Linked DNA regions of Mus musculus: region 2 is linked to region 1. Evidence: chromatin contacts called from ENCODE POLR2A ChIA-PET data. All regions are on one chromosome and are shown on one strand. The core of a region is the stretch at or near the end of the contact, and the rest is flanking DNA. Distances in the headings are between cores, read along the strand shown.

The links. ChIA-PET counts read pairs that join two places held with the same protein, here RNA polymerase II (POLR2A).
Region 2: POLR2A ChIA-PET joins it to region 1 with 16 read pairs in embryonic stem cell. The contact joins the promoter of Zbtb37 here to the promoter of Suco in region 1. POLR2A ChIA-PET finds 5 or more read pairs at or near these places in 4 of 5 experiments (Patski and embryonic stem cell).

What each region holds. Positions count from the first base shown.
Region 1 is chr1:161,873,281-161,878,996 of GRCm38, forward strand. It overlaps Suco (SUN domain containing ossification factor), which reads right to left and starts at 3,402. Exons shown (of 24, transcript NM_001357402.1): 1 at 3,031-3,402. The coding sequence starts at 3,092.
Region 2 is chr1:161,032,462-161,038,210 of GRCm38, forward strand. Zbtb37 (zinc finger and BTB domain containing 37) reads right to left here and starts at 2,388. Exons shown (of 5, transcript NM_001356489.1): 1 at 2,317-2,388; 2 at 1,627-1,823; 3 at 1-300. The coding sequence starts at 272. It overlaps Gas5 (growth arrest specific 5), which reads left to right and starts at 2,140. Exons shown (of 11, transcript NR_166052.1): 1 at 2,140-2,258; 2 at 3,291-3,343; 3 at 3,522-3,553; 4 at 3,747-3,783; 5 at 4,088-4,118; 6 at 4,359-4,391; 7 at 4,827-4,854; 8 at 5,044-5,086; 9 at 5,534-5,576. LOC115487643 (a small nucleolar RNA gene) reads left to right here and starts at 2,933; the gene lies at 2,933-3,012. LOC115487678 (a small nucleolar RNA gene) reads left to right here and starts at 3,389; the gene lies at 3,389-3,450. It also overlaps LOC115487638, Snord47, LOC115487644, LOC115487677, LOC115487645 and a transcript of Dars2 not described here.

The DNA.
Region 1 (5,716 bases), core at 2,152-4,651:
GGCAGATATGTAAAGGAAGAGTAAAGCTCTGGTTTACCTCCGGCATACCATGACTCACTGGGTTTCTATACATGTCCATCTAAGATGGAGGGATTGCTCTGCTTTAACTAAACAACTTACTACATGTATTTTAAAACAAACAAACAAACAGAAAAGCTAACAAAGATAATAGTACAAGCATAAACCAGTAACAAAATAGTAAGGCTAAGAAGAGTAACCATTATAAACCATTTATCTACATTTGATATAAAATAATCTCTTAAATTAAACAGTTCTCACTGAAAATTACTTTAATGAAAACAAATGGTAATATTAACAAAGTATTTTTTATCTTTCTTAAACAACTAACTTTGGTAATTATATGTACAATACTGATGCCATATTGATACATGTAGATAAATTACAAATAATTAGACACATTTTAAAGGCACATGCACCAAGTTTTACTACTAGGGAACATACTCAGAATAACTGTTCAAAGGTTTGGATCACATCGTCCACTTCAGTGTGATGATCAACTCCCCTCTGTCAATGACTGAGAGAGTTCTGCACCTTCAGCTTCTGAATAGTGTATATTATATCATAAAACTTTGAAGACTTCAGCAAACTAAGAGACATGGATATTGACTAAGGGTAAACACAATATAATAAGTCCTTGAAGGAGGAAGACAAGGGCCGTCATAAGCAGATGTTGAAGGCCAAAATGAGAGGTTGAAGTGATGAGAGACAGGAGAGAGAATCTATGCAACACCTAGAAGCTGAAAAAGTCAAAGAACTGGAGTCTCCCCCTCAGGGTCTCCAGAATGAAGCAGCCATGCCACCTTAATACTTGCCCCAGTGAGACTGATTTTGGACTCCTGTACACACACCCTACAACTATAAAACAACTATGTGTACGCCAGTGGATTTCTGGTAATTTGTTATAGCAGCAGTAGGAGCTTACAAGGAGGCTTCTTAGTTGAGATAGTTTCAGTACTAAAAACGAGAGAGGCCACTCACTCAAGCTTTCAAGATTCACAATATTCAATACACAGTAAACATAAGAAAAACACCTTTGAATGCTTTTATAATGAAAGACAGCATGCTCTTACTGTTTTACAAAGTGCATGTGTTATCTCATTTGCTTCTAATAACTTTGGTATGAATGGATCAATTTTATCATACTGAGGCTCTAAAAACTAAAGTTCAAAGGAATTATATAGCATGTCCAAGTACACATATCTAGTAAGTGATGGTACTGTATCTGTCTAAAAACACAGGCCTTATTTAACCTATAGTCAGTCAGAGGACCACTGTAGTGAGGAGCCTGTATTACAAGCTGCTTAGGTTCAAATCTAAATTTTAGAATGCAGTAGCTGCTTAGCCATGTTACTCTGTTGCAAGCATAACTTTAGCCTCTCTATTTATTCATCTGTAAAATACAGAATTCAACTAATAATATCTACCTAAGAGGACCTTGCTGACAAAGATGCTAAAACGTACACATGCCACATGCTTGGTACAGATAACAATAAATATTAGCTATCACTGTTCTTCTGTAGCTACACTACAATTACACCTAGAATACACTGTACTACTTAACCAAGAATTGTGATTAGCAGTGTGCAAAAGAAAAAAATAGCAACCAGAATGAATAGATAGGATGCATTTTGGTTTTCTGTTAAGGTAAATCTATAGCACTCTAGGCAGGAAAAGAGAAAAGGCAGAAGGCTGTATCACACACAATCTATCAACTATGACAGTATAAGATCAAACTAAACTGCAGTAATAGTAATAGAGTAAGTCCTGGGTAGACCCTAGAACTGATTATTATATGAACATAGAATACTCAATCTACAAAAGAGAAGTGGGTAACAAAATCTGGAGATAATTTCTGAATGAGGGGAGAAAAGGCTAGTAAGAGAAGCTCACCAACTCTAAGAAATTGCTACCTAATCCTACACTGGTTTCAGGTACCAGTTTCTCTTAAGGAGTATTTAAAGGATTCAGAATGACAAGAAATACAGTCTTTCCAGTCAGATTTTCTCAGACAAGTGTTTTCTTGAGCCCATATTAATATATTATTCTATGTGAGCAACAACTCTACAACTTGAGCACCTCTGGATTCCATTACACCCATAAAAAAAAGGGAATTATTACTGGCGCTTTGAAGACATAAGGTAAATAAGAAAGTGTGTTTAGATTTTAGTATAAGAAGCAAAATCTCTTTAACACAAAGGCCATCACTTTCAGTCACCAAGTCTCAAGGCTCTTTGGGAATTCCTTCAGAAAGAATGGCTTTTCCAAGTACACCTTTAGCAATCCTTTGGTTCATAAGCTATGTCTGCTCCTGGACATCCAGAGATGTGCTTGAAATTAACTTGAACTCCATAGAACTTCAGAGAAAGGGACAGAGCGGGTCGCAAAAACCGTTTCCTTTCTAGTGCCAAAGAACATGCCCCAAAACTATGGCTGACTCCACATCTGTGATAATCCTCTCCCACCAGGCTAACCGAAAAAGGGCTTCATCAGGGATCCCGCCCGCCCCACGCCGCAGGGTTTCAAGGAGCAGCCCCAAAAGTACTATTGGTCAAGATTGTGCAAGACCTGACCAGAAGAACAACAGTTTAGACATTACTCTTACCCTCATGACGACTCACGTTTTCAAAATCACAGGTCCGGAACACATCACACCTGACTCGCCCCTGCCCTTACCTCATAACGAAAGCAAATGAACTGACAGCAAAACTGAGTAACTCACTCACTAGCTTTCTGAACACTACCCAAACTGCCCTAACTGCGGTGATGGGGTACCCGAGTACAAAGGCAAAAAGTGATCCCCAATATCCCCTTCTCTCCCTGCTGGAACTCTGCAAATTCCAAAACACAACTCGTAAACCACAAGAGGAAGAGCTGGGTGGCCGCTGTGTCCCTGGCTTAGGAGCAGGAGCACCAAGCAACCCAAAAAGCCGAGATGATTTGGGGGTGTGACCCGACCTACTCCCTCTTTCATCCCCACGGGAAGTCCCCAGAGGCCGGCCCCTTACTCACCAGACTAGAGAGCAGAGAGAGAGGCAGGAGACCAGGGCCAAGGCCCGCCGGTACTTCTTCATCTTCTCCTCCTTCTTCCCCCTGCCAGGAGGCGGCACATCCTCCCCACAGCAGCCACTGTCGAGGCCAAGATGGAGGAGCCGGAGCAGAAACGCGAGGATGGGACCGAGAGTCCGAAGAGCAGTGGGGCTTGGGGAGCGGTTCCGCAGCGGCTCGCGTCCCGGATGGCCTCCCCGAGAGGCCCACGGCAACGGGAATAGGGACGCTTCACAGGAGCGCTCGGGAGACTGCCGCCGCCGCCGCTCTGTCTGCCCGCTCGCCCGCGCCCGCCTCCTCCGGCCTTCGCCGCCACTGCCTCCCCATCCCCGCCCCGCCCGCCCGGGCCCTCGCTCCGTGCTGCCGGCGACCAACGGCCGCCGCGTACTCGCCTCTCAGCAGCCAATCCCCGGCCGGGCCAGCGCACCTCGCACTCCACTGAGCTGGGTGGAAGGAGACGCGTCACCCACGTCCCTCTCGGCTCGCGCTCCACAAGTCACAGCGCGGGCCACGCCCCCTCCGCTGACAAAGCTCCAAAACGCCACAACCGCCGCCCAACCTGCGCAGGTCCCACCCACTCGCTGGCGCTCGAACAGGAAGTCCTGTAACCCTCGGTCTTCCGCCTTTCAATGGCCTGCCCACTCTCGCTGGCACGCGCCGCCTCCGCGCACGGGTATCTGGGGCTTGTAGTCCTCCTGCCCGAACCCGCCTTTTTTTTTTTTCCTCCGTAGAACTCGCGGGTTTGGTTCTCGAGTTTTACACTTTCACTTCTCACCTTCAGACTGACTAGCTTTGTCATTTGTCATTGTTAAGTCTATAATTCTTCCTTGGAGCACAGTCATGGAACGGCCTGGAATGACTGGAGAGGGTCAGGAGAAAGCATGCTAATGCAATTTAAAAGTCGGTTTACCGGCAGTGGGTCGGGCTTACTGAGGTAGATGATGATTGGAAGGTAGAAAGAGGCGTGTCAACGTTTCCTCTCACATGATTGGCTGGGAAGGACTGAGCTTTTCTTTCACCTAAGTGAGAATTCCTACCTGCCCGCCAGATTCCTAAGATAGAGCTTTAGTGTTCTTTTTTGTTCTTTTAATTTCGGGCTGTGGGTTTGCTGCTGCAAGGCAGAAAAGACACTACGGACTCTCGGCGTCTGGAAGCAGAGAAAGCGAACTCCTACACATACTTGCTGTGAACAAGAAAAAAAAAAAGAAGTGGTGTTCACAGATGGAGACCCCAAAATCTGTAAAAAGCTGAGGCCCAGAATCCTACTTAGGGAGCGTTGGTGTGCAATCTCAGAATGCTTTGTGGCTACTGCCAGACATCTCTTCAAGTAGCTTACTGATCCTGAAAGACAGCAGTTGGAAGAGACTAGACTTTTGGCCTCTTAGTATAGCAGTTCCTTCCTCTAAGTCTCCCGTGTGCCTATTTAACATATCAAAGCAGAACTGGCTGCCACGTTCTCCCAGCATTCTTCAGTCTCTACCAGTTAGTTGCAGGATTCTTCTCATCAGCCCCTACTCCAAACTTCTCCAGCCCAGGGGCTGGGCAGCCATTCCCTCATGCACCCTTCCCTATATAATCCAGCCATTTTGGTTACCTGGCCCTTTTGGTCTGCCCTTTACCCTCCTGGCCTCTTGATCTCCTGGTCTCCTGGCTCTCCTTGCCTCCTCCACTTTCCTCACATGGCCCCTGCTCAGGTTCGTATTCACTCTGGACTCGTCCAGATGCCCCTGTCTCTGGCTATGTCTCCCTTGTATAAACCTCCTCTACCATGCCCAGGAGCAGTCATTCCCTTCCTATTTTATTTTATTTTATTTTCAGTTCCTCTCATCTATCTGCACCGCCATACCCATTAACCTCCTCCACTTCTCCCACCCTTAACTCCTGAGATCTGTGAACACTATTCTGTTCTCATCTTTGAAATTATCTTAATTTTCATGTATAAGAGAGACTACACGGCATTTGTATTTCTACCTCTGATTTTACACAACATTCTCCAATTTCATCTGTGTTACAACTAATGACAAGATTTCGTTCTTTTTATAGTTTAATGTGTAAATAAATATACTGTATTTTCTTTATCAATGGATCCCTAGGTTGCTTCCATATTTTGGCGACTGTGCAATTCCTCCTTGACATTTACCCAGGTGTTATGTTTTATATAAAAGAAAAAGCCGGGGATATGTTAGGTGGAGGCACAGTATGGAGTTGGGGGAGGGGGGCAGGGAGAAGGCTGTGCTTCTGCGGGCCCACACTGAGGCATCCCTTACCCCTGAGGAACAGCCATACAAGTATAGTATAGAATAGAGTTTATTTAGGGCATGGGGAGGGGAGTTGACAAGATAGTAGAGACAGAGAAAGGGAGAGAGAGAGGAGAGGAGTAGAGGCTAGCCATGAACACTTGGAGAGGGAGAGGAAAATGAAGGGAGAAGGGACAGAGTGGGAGAGAGTAGAAAGGCAAGCAAAAATAGAAAGAAGGGGGCAAGCAGCCCCTTTTATAGTGAGTCAGGCATAACTGTGGGGTGGAGCCTAGAAATGCTAACACCAAGCAGCAGGATTGTTGAATTGTTTGGTAGTTTTGTTTTTTTGGTTTGTGAGGGAAGATGGAGCAGAGACTGGATTGGGTGGGGAAGAGTGTCAGAAGCCCTGTGAG
Region 2 (5,749 bases), core at 1,138-3,637, 840 kb before region 1:
GTGTAACAGAAAGAAAGAAGTTGCTCAAAAACAGTAGGGTTCTTGATGACAGAAATGGACACAGTACTCATTTCATTCAAGGACATGTGATCCCGGAAATAAGGGGAGCTGGCAGCCAGTACTACTTTGTGAGCCCGAAAAGCTTGTCCTTGCACATTGACCACAATATCACAGAGCCGGCCTTGCATTCGTAGCTGGTTGAGATGGCTCAGAACAGAGTTGCTGAAGTCGGGGATCTCCAATTGTATGTTCCCACTTTTCTCCATGGTCATGCCTGAAAGCACAGGCAGACATTCAACCCTGCTGAAAGAGCAAAGCACAGTCTTAGTACTAGTTTGACTCCCTTTGTGCTTTTTAGTTCAAACATCCCTACAAATGGAAAATCTTTCCATGAGTGCCAGCTACACATACGTAATTTTAGCGCTTGGAAAACCGAAGAGGCAGGAGAATCATGAGTATGGGCTAAATAAGTGAAATCTTGTCTCAGGGAGAAAAAAAGAATTCTTCATATAGAAAGAGAGATCTTCCTTATGTTTGGATGTAGAAACAGAATTGCCAGCAGGTGTTTTGTTAGTAATAAGGCTGGCCTCAAACTCCTGATCCTACCTCCTAAGTGCTAGGATTACTGTAAGCTGCCGAGCCTGGTACAAGGTATTTTAGATTTCACTGTAAAATGTAATTAACACACAAAAAAGTGACTGCTACACTGCGAAAAATTCAAGCTATGCCCATACTTTATTAGTAGACTATATAAAATAAAGACAGGAGTTCACTAAGAAGGGGCATCAAACACATACAGATTGGGTATAAAGTCTAATATCCTACATGAATGGTCGCTATTATCACTACTTTTCCCCATGAGACAGTGTCCCTCTATATAGCTCTGGATGCCCTATAACTTGCTCAGTAGACCAGACTAGCCTGGAACTTAGCGATCTACCTCCAGGAATGCTAGAATTAAGCCACCCACCAGATATTTGTTTTTGACAGGGTCTATGAAGCCCAGGCTATTCCTGGAACTCACTATGTAGACCATCTGGTTTCTAACTCAAAAAGAGCTGACTGCTTCTGCTGAGATTAAAGAATGCTCGTGTTAGAGGTGTTTGACTACCATGCCCGATTAGGCCCATATTTTTAAGCTTACCAGTTTGAGCTCCCACTTTTTGAATATGGGACTCTGAGGTGACTCTGAGAAACATTCCACAGCCCTGTCAGCATTCAATTCACATGCAGAGAATTTGTGGCCTAGTTGCCAGAGTTAGCAAAAACTAAGTAATACTTTTTCTCCCCAACAAACTTGAAACTTGGGTATTCCAAAGTGGTGATGCTACTTTGACTGGGAAAGTTGGTTTCCCACAGCTGCTGACAAAAATAAAGCCTGAAATTTCACACCACAAAGACTGCAATTGCATCAAATAGTCTTAATTAGTTGAGGGTAGTTCCAGTATACCACAAGGATTTAGGCTCACCGTGCATCCAATGTTTCTCTAAATTTATGAGACTACACAGCACACCAGGAAGTAGTCCGGACAAGCTCACTTTATCACCTCGCATTTACAATACACTTATTGAGTAAACAGGTAAGTGCAAACACGGCTTTCAAGACGCAACTTTAACCAATCTGACCTTTTTCCAAAGCGTTATTGTTTGTTTTGAAACTTTTAATCCATTAAGTGCCTCTGTCGATGCCATCACGAATTCAGATGTTTATTTTGGAGCCTACACCAGCGCCTTTTTTGTTTGCTCTTTCCAGCGATTCCCCAGTGAGGAGGAAGCCCCTGGAGTAAAGTCTTTCTCTAGCGTCGGCACTGAAGGGGCGAGAGCTGTAAAAGGGAGAATCGGGAACGCTGGGGTTGGCCAGTCGGGTACTGGGGAGGCCTCTATCAGTGTCAAGAAGCATGGGAAAAGGGGGACCTGGCTAAGCGAGGAGGTGGCACAGATGCCGGGAAGCTCGACAGGAGCAGAGCCCCGCGGCAAGGGAGTTGCGGGCGCACAGGTGAGGCGCGGGACCGGGAAGGGGGCGGCGCCCCGGGATCGGTCTAGGGCGGCGGAGGTTGCCGGGGCGGGGGTGTGTCTGGGTGTGGCCCCGGCGCGCGCGCGGGGTCCTGAGGGAGGGGCTCGCCAAGGGGGCGGGCCCGCGAGCTCGACAGCCCGGAGCCAAAGGGGCGGAAGGTCGCCGAGTGCTGGGAGGGGAGGTGGGGCAGCGACTGAGCGCCGCAGGAGCTGGCTGCAACCCAGACGCGGCCCGGGAGCGTCGGGTATGAGCTAACGGGGCGGGGGTGCGGGGAACGAGCCCAGTCAAGGAGCAGCACCTACCTCCGGGGGTGGAAATGGGCCGGAATGGGCCGGAACACCGTCCCGGAAGTGAAACCCCCCGCCCCCTCCTCCGGAGCGAGCGACGTGCCGGAAGGAAATCAGTCACCCTCACCCCGCCCCACCCCCAGCGCTTTCCTTGCAGGAGCCCCCTCCCCTCAGCCTGTACTCCTCAGGGAGGCGGAGGGCGGGCCTATCGTGCCCGCGGCAACTCCGCCCTCCGGGCTCTCGGGGGCGTGGCCAGAGGGAAAGTTTTGTGGGCCTGAAGAAGGTGGGGCTTGAGGAGGAGTCTGAGGGCGTGTGAGGGGCGGGGTTTAAGTGGACGCAGCAAGCAGCTTTGCGTCTTGACGTCACGAAGACCTTATATACTCGACTCAGCCGCCATCTCAGCCTTTCGGAGCTGTGCGGCATTCTGAGCAGGTATGCAATTTCCTGAGTATGTTATGGCTTCGGGCCTTGGAGGCTGAAGCACTGGAAGCTGGTGGGATTCCCGGCGCAGCCGGTGAGCTTAGTTCAGGGCACAAGCTGGAAACTTTAGGAGGTTGGTTCTGCGTGTATTTGTGACATAAAATAGCATTGGGTTTTGGTCTGGACACCAGACAAAGACGACTCAGCATGCGTGTTCATGCTATGATGAAGGCTATGTTGGTAGGGACAACTGAGCTTGTTGATGAATACCAACGATTCTGATGGCAGAGCATGCTGAGTCACCTCGTGCACGGTTCAACGGGGGTGGAATGCGAAGCCACGCGGTGTTTCTTTCGCGATCACCATGGGATGAAGGCTTTTGCTAGAGATTGCCAGCAGGCCTTAGTCACTAACAAAGAGGACGATTGCTCTTGGGAAGTACCTGGATTAGAGACTTATATGTAACTGCTGGATATGTGCAACTCAACAGTGCCTATGTGGACGGAGTTCTTTGTAAGACAGGTCCATTTTGTGGAAGTAGAACTACTAAAGATTAACATTTTTCTTAGGAATGGCAGTGTGGACCTCTGTGATGGGACATCTTGTGGGATCTCACAGCCAGGTAACTCAGTGGGGGAGGGGCATGACTAGAACATAATGACCACAAAGCCCATGATGGTATGAGAGTAGTGGACAGAAGGGATTTCTGAAAAACACTTTTCTGAGGCTTTAATTCAGCTACTGGAAAGGGTTTAGTTCCGTGAAGAAGGGGACTGACTGTTCACATCTCTTATTTCCAGTTCTGTGGCAAAGGAGGATGAAGGCTTACGAGGTGAGTACTGAATAGTAATGAGAAGTTAGGTTGAAAGGACAGTGCCACAATGATGACATCATATTTGCTACTCTTGACAGCTGGGGTGACGATAGCTTTAAACCACCATGATTATAACTGAGGCACACAAAATAATGATTTGGGGGCTACTTACAGAGTAAGCAGTTTTTACATAAAGATTCCCCCCCCCCAGGACTCGTCAGGAAGCTGGATAACAGAGCGAGCGCAATGTAAGCAATTTTGTGTGTGCATGTGGTCCCATTACAAGGAATACCCAATGGCAAATGAGCACTAAAGATCCCTCAACCCACACATTGAATGTATTGTTCCCTGAGAGCAATTGTAGATAGAGGAGTGGGTGGGAAGTCTGAAGTCAGGGCATTGTTTCTGCGTATCTGAGGAGGCTGGTTTTTGATATGTGGGAGCTAGTGGTCGTTAACGCATTTACCCCCTATTTGGTGGACTCTGGTTCCCCCATCTTAAGTGCTGAGTCAGGGGCCTAACCGGGCAGCTTTAACTATTTGTTTGTTGTAGGTGCTAGAATAGAAGACCAGAAAATGAAATGGTAAGTCAAACTAAAGGAATTGTAGATGCTAAACAGGCTTGGCTTTGTTGCACTCTGCCAAATACTGGCCACGTGTTCCATCCTGGTCATAGCTGAACACAGCCTGCATGATGACGAACAAATACTGACTACCTGAAGATCTTATTAGCTCTATCTGATGGTGGGCTTCCTTGACATTTATTGTGGGGCAAACTCAAATCTGTTGACTGCATTGAAAAGCTCTTTAATGTTTTTTTCTAGGTGGAGTTTGAGGCTGGATAGACAGTTTGAAAGGTAAGTATTGAAAAACACTTGAATTTGGGTCAGTACAAAGGGACATGCAGAGACTTTGAATCATCAAAACTCCAGCATGCATTGTCTTACGGATGTTTAGATAGGTGTGTTTTGGACAACACTCTGGGTTCTTGTAATGATGTTGATCAAATGTCTGAGCTGAAAATAACTTGTAGACAATTTTTAACACTGAAGAACCTTGTGGCAGGCAACTAAGAATAGTCGAATGATGTTTAGCATATTTGTAAGAGGTATTTTCTTTTAATTCTAGTTAACTGGTTGCATGCTTGTTCATTTGGCTGGCTTGCTTGGGTAAGAAGCCATTGGGGGCCTTGAATTCCCTCCAGTCATTTGCAGTATTTACTGCATAACATTTAGCTTTTGAACATGCATGTGCTACCATCAGTACTAAATGGTGCCTTAAATTTTTTTCAGGTACAAATAATGGTTTGAATAAAGAAAGGTAAGCATTGTAAGTTTGGTATTTACTATATGAATTAAGGTACTGTTAGTGATGATCAATAAAGTTAAACAGATGGGAATCTCTCTGAATAAGATTGAAGATTGATTGTTAAGCTGAAACAGTATTTAAGGACATCAGTAAATATACTTTACAAATACATATTTCTAAACGGAGTGTAATTTCTTACAGGTATTAATGGGTCACCTCAAGTGAAGGCACTGCAAACACAATGGTAAGTCTTTGAAATGTGCATGTATTAGTTACTTTCAACCCCTTCCAAACAAGCCGATACCATGATGATAACATAGTTCAGCAGACTTAACTCTGATGAACAATCATGTCTTTCGCTCCTATCTGATGTATCTGGCTGTAATGTTTTAAAGAGTTTTCCTTGAATAGTATTAGGAAATACAAGATAAGAGTCCCAAGTGATGAGGCCAAAGCCTGATGCTAAGGTGGCATGTGCTGTGCCACTGACTTAACCCAGTAGGACAATTTTATTGTGAAAAATACATAAGTTCCCTAGGGTATGACGATTGAAACTATAAATCTCAGGCCTCTTGGCAAGAGAATTGATGTGAGCCCATGGAGACTAGTGAAGACAACTGAACACTGAGAGAATAGTGTGAAATAAAATGAAGATAAGTAACTGCACTAATTATTTTTAATTTTCAAACAGATTGGTCATTCTGAATTTCCGGTCCTTCATTCTGAATTTCAAAGTAAGTCTGTCACTTGTTTTTGTACAGATTGTAATATAGCTTGTAACCAGTGATGTGATGATTCTGCCAAATGATACAAAGTGATATCACCTTTAAACCGTTCCATTTTATTTCTGAGGTTACTATACTAACATGTAAAATTTAACTACTCTAAGCCAGAGAAGTAAGTCAGT